Regions from separate parts of the Homo sapiens genome. Here region 2 is linked to region 1. A link is an interaction called in ENCODE POLR2A ChIA-PET data of the cell type or tissue named here. Cell type or tissue: Panc1. All regions are shown on one strand.

The links. ChIA-PET counts read pairs that join two places held together with the same protein. Peaks named below come from ENCODE experiments on the same cell type or tissue, not always from the same donor. Only the 100,000 strongest peaks of a DNase experiment are listed, where the experiment ranks them.
Region 2: POLR2A ChIA-PET joins it to region 1 with 6 read pairs; 2 of 35 experiments call an interaction of 5 or more read pairs at or near these places.

The regions. Positions count from the first base shown.
Region 1 is chr12:105,955,479-105,957,978 of GRCh38, reverse strand. No RefSeq gene overlaps it. Among named protein-coding and RNA genes, the nearest start is that of NUAK1, 180 kb to the left of the region's middle. RefSeq lists an enhancer at 1,913-2,500. In Panc1, no CTCF peak of the experiment used is centred here; no DNase peak of the experiment used is centred here; H3K27ac peaks cover 600 bases.
Region 2 is chr12:106,182,004-106,184,503 of GRCh38, reverse strand. No RefSeq gene overlaps it. Among named protein-coding and RNA genes, the nearest start is that of NUAK1, 44 kb to the right of the region's middle. In Panc1, no CTCF peak of the experiment used is centred here; no DNase peak of the experiment used is centred here.

The sequences.
Region 1 (2,500 bases):
GGCACTGGCTGAGACCAATTATTATTTTAGAGAGACAGTTAACAGCTGCCTGACCATCACCTGATGGTTGCTGACATTCCTGGTGTGGTGGCTGAGTGGGGACTAGCTACCTACTGTAACAGGGGGAGGCAGTTTTGTGGGACTGAGCCCTTAACCTGTGAGATCTGATGTCAAATTGAGTTAAATTCTAGGACATCCAGTTGGTGTCCACAGAGAGTTGGTAAATTGGTTGGTGTGGGAAAAACCCACGTATCTGTTGTCAGAGTGAAGTATTGAGAGCGGTGTGAATGTAGAAGGAAAACCAATCTGTTTTTCCTTATTTAGATATGTCGTCTTGAGAGGAGGAAATGAGAGGTGGAAGGACAGGTAGAAGCTTCTTCTCAATCCTTCCAAGAAGCCTGAAGTCTCCCTGAGTACACAGACAGAAAGTCAGGGACAGAAAAGAGGAGTTTCCACTTAATCTTTCAATCCTGGTTTCCTTATCTGTAAACTGGAAGTAATAAGACTAACTGTCTCTTGGTATAGTTGAGAGGATTACAAGGATAATATTCTTATTTTCCCAGGTGGCCTAAAGACACCATCAGCTGTATTGGATTTAGAGCCTCTTCTTGTGAAAATTGCTAGTATTTCCAGTCCTTCAGTTCTTTCTTCTACACCTGGCAGTGTCCTGGGGGTGGAGTGAGGTGGCTCACGTTTCTCTGGATGGGAATTAAAGCTTTTCTGTGGCTGCCACTGTGGGCAGCCATCACTTGACACTCAGTGACTGTGACACTTCTGATGATGTTAAACTTGCAACTGTGACAGAAATAGAGGATGATTTTCTTCTCCCAGCCTGCTTGGTCCTAGAGATATAGCTTGATCACTAGATACCAGGAGAATGGTCTGCCTCTTTTCCTTCATATGATACTCTCTTCTCCTAAAGAAACTTTAAGATATACCCTCTGGGCTGAGGTCAAAGAAGGTTTGTACAGTACCACTCAGTGTAGTATTTACATCATTCTCCCAACTCAGAGTGAAATCCACCCATTTCAACTCCTCCTTTTCTGGGATGAAAGTCTTGACTTCAGTGGGATATCCCCCAGGGGCTGAGAACAGTTTTTGTCCTGCTTAGCTCAAGAATCTCCATCCTGGTGTCAGTTCCATTGCATCACCCAGTAACTATTCCTCCAAGATCTGATTTCAGTCCTCAACTCCCCCAATTCCTTCTCCCAGGAATAATGGTAGATTCTCAGCCCATATTCCTGTGGCTGGGCTCTGCCCTGGGACTGCAGAGTGCCCCTGTAGGATCGACCTTGCAAATCAACCTTGGATCTGGTAGCTAAGCCCAATAATCAATTAAAATGCAGACCTGTGGGTATTTGGGAAGAATCTACTACAATCTGGGTTTTTCCTTTCTTTGAATTTTCATGGAAACCTGGCTCCAGTCGGGCTGCTTGAGGATCTGTCAGAGACTAGCTTCAGGACTTCAGGCAACCCATGTACTCTTTCTGAACCTAAGTTTAAGGGATCAATTAGCATAGAGGCAGGACAATTCTGTCAAATCAAATTGTCAGTTAAAAATTCCTGCTGAGAGTTCTTTGAAGTCCCTGGAAGTGGAATCTATCCTAGTCGGAGGGGTCACCAACTTCTATCAGGAGGGTAGGACAGTGGATAGTTAAGCTTGCAGATTCTGAGCTAGACTGCCTTGGTTGTAACTCTAGACAACCATTATTAGATGTGTGATCTTGGGCAATGCATAATTATTCTGCAATTTACTTCCTTTTCTGTAAAGTGGAGATGATAATAAGAGTATCTACAGCTCCCAGGGTTGTTGGTTGAAGTAAAGCATTTAGAATGGTATGTGACATGCAACAAACCTTCAAAAAATGTTAGCAGCTTCTAATATTATCGGTTCAGCCACAGGAAATACAGGGCAAAGATCATTGGAAATATGATATAACACCAACTCTTCTTCAACTGTATCATATAGAGTGTATTTTTTGGGGGAAGCATGTAAGTTTCTCTTCCTTATGATATTGTGAATAACAATAGTAATAATAGTGATAATGATAGCTAACATTTATTGAGTTCGTGCTGCGTTCCATCATTGGGCTAAGTACCTGGCATGAATTGATTATTTAACTTATGACATTCCTGTTAGGTAGTATTATTATTAGCTCAGTGTAATCTGCAGCAACTCATACTGTTCTTAAGTGGCAGAGCTTGGACACAAACTCAGGTTTGTCTGAAGCCAAAACTTACGCTCTTATCTCGGTCTAACAGTTATAACCCCAAACCCTCACTAGCACAGAGGGAGAGCAGGTACTGTTGGGGCAAAGTATGGGTCAAGAAACAGGCAGTCCTGGATGTAAAAAGCCAAAATGCAGCAAAGGCACACAGAAACCAAAGCATCATCTCAATTTCAGCATGTTCAGACTTGTCACCATCTAGGGCTAAGGAGCTATCTCATGGTAACTGGTTTTGTTCAAGTTTACAACTCTCACCAAAGTCTCGTTTGTAG
Region 2 (2,500 bases), 230 kb before region 1:
GAGGTTCCCAGGAGTTGGTGGCAGTTGACTGTGGTTATTAGTAGGAAGATCTTAGGTCTCTAAGTTAGACAACCAGGTCCTGACCCTGGACAAGCCACATGTACTCTCTGAGCTTCAGTTGCTCATTTCTAAAATACTGGTTAGAAAGCCTCCCTCCCAGGGTTCTCGTAAGGATCAAATGGTCCATGCTGGAATAATGCCTGGTAGGTAGTTACCATTTAACAGCACACACAGCGACAAAATATCTCATTAGGTTTGAGGGTATGACAATTTTACTCTGTAGGCTTTCTATCAATAAGGGATCGAGGCATCTCTTGGCCACCCTCCTTGAATATCACCTCCCTTCAGCTCACATGGGTGTGAGAGGTTAACTATCCTCTTTCCTCTCCTCATTTGCCCAGGAACAAATCTCTGTGAGGCCATAGGGAAGGAAGTGGGCTCTGAGGTATTATCTAAAAAGAACCAAATTAACTGCTCACCCTAAGCCATCTCCCCGACTGGCTTCCACGGTGCCCAAGATCACCATTAGGTAGACTTCTCCGGCTTGAGGCAGTGGGCATGGCCTAGAGGCAAGAGCTCTGGATTATTCCCAAAGGGTAAAGTCTGAAATCAATCTTGGCTCTGGAAGAGGCTTGGACAGAACCTCTCAAATCATTTCCTTTGCCTGGAGGAGCCAATGTGCTCTTTCCCCAAAGCTGAGAGAAATCACAGGCGTGGGAAGGCCCCTGGCCCATATGGTGTCAGTTGAGTGTGACTGGGCTTGGCTGCAGGATCACTGCACCTCACTCAGGAACAGTCTTCCACTCAGGTATGGCCAATTTCTGCCCTATAGGACTCTTCCCAAGTACTGCCAGATCTTTTGATTTTTTTAAGATAAGGACAAACATCTGGATTTAAAAACAAAATAACCTCCCAAGTTTTAAATGTTAACAAATTCTTCCCTTTCCTTCCAGATTCTTTCTAGTTATCCCCTCTTCTGGGGAGTCTTCCCTTATCCCCCAGCCACCACTGTGCCCACACACCCTCTGCCTTGCTCCATCATTGCACCTCATCACCTTGTAGGACCTCTCATGGGCTGCTTACCTGCCCATCACTCAGGTTTGTCCATGAGTTATGTGAGGGCAGCCTCCTGGCCTGACTTATTCGGTGTCCTTGGGCCTAGCGCAGGGCCTGGAAAGTAGAGGTGCCCAATACACATCTGTAGAATGAATCAATCATCTATGACTGATGAAGAGCTAACCAAAGAGCCAAAGCAGGAAGATATTCTGTTATGATGGGGAGCTTGCAAACTTAAAAACCAAGCTGGTCAAAAAAATAACAACAATCCCTGAAGCTGACTAGACTTGAGGCTGTAGGTGTCAAACTGTTTGTATGTGAGTGATCTCATTTCTGTCTCATTCCCTGGGCAGCTCCTCTGCCATCCTTGCATATTACAATTTTTTTTTTTTTTGAGACGGGGTCTTGCTTTGTCACCCAGGCTGGAATGCAGAGGAGCAATCACGTCTCACTGCAGCGTCAACCTCCTGGGCTCAAGCAATCCTCCCACCTCAGCCTCCTGAATAGCTGGGACTACAGCACACATCACCATGCCTGGCTAATTATTGTGTTTTTTGTAGAGATGAGGTTTTGTCATAATTGCCCAGGCCGGTCTCAAATTCCTGGCCTCAAGAGATCCACCCGCCTTGGCCTCCCAATGGGTTGGGATTGCGGGTGTGAGCCACTGTACCCGGCCACCCTGGCATATTCCTAAATGGAAATGGATTATACATTATACTCTGTAGTGACTTTACCCATGTATAAAGACAAGAAAAAGAAACAGGATACAAGTTTATACCAATTATTAGGGTGGTCAGGATATTGATGAAGTTCTTTCCATAAAAAAATGCATTACTGTTATGACCATTAATAATTTGTTTAGTTGGAAATGATTTTGATATTGGAAAAATGCCAAAAGGTACAGAGAATATCAGAACAAACATCCACGTACTCACTGCCTTGAATTGCTGTTAACATTTTATTTTACTTGCTTCAACTATTTTTACACCCCTGAAATTTAAAAATTTGAAGATAAAGTTGAAGTCCTCTTTTCCTGTCTTTCTCAGTCTACTCCTCTCTCCTTCCTCTCTCTACCTTACCTACCTTACACACCACATGCACCTGTGACATGCATATAATATGTGGGTTTCCTTCCCCTCTTTTACACTTGACAATGTCATTTCAAACAATAGATAAAGTGAGAAAACAAAATAATTTTACTTCTTAAACCAAATTCCTGTCCTGTTAGATGCCGGAATGAGGGGCCTAAAATCTCAGTTTTAGGGACTAGAATTTTCCAGTAGGCATCGCTAGCAAGAGAGTATTCCTTGCCGGGTAGTGTTATATATGTTAATTGGGATTACCCATGTTGAGTACTACCAAAGAAACGACAAACTTATTTAAAGTTTATAATAACATAGTCCCCTTTAAGTACATAATCTCATGTAATCTTTCCGGAAGCCCA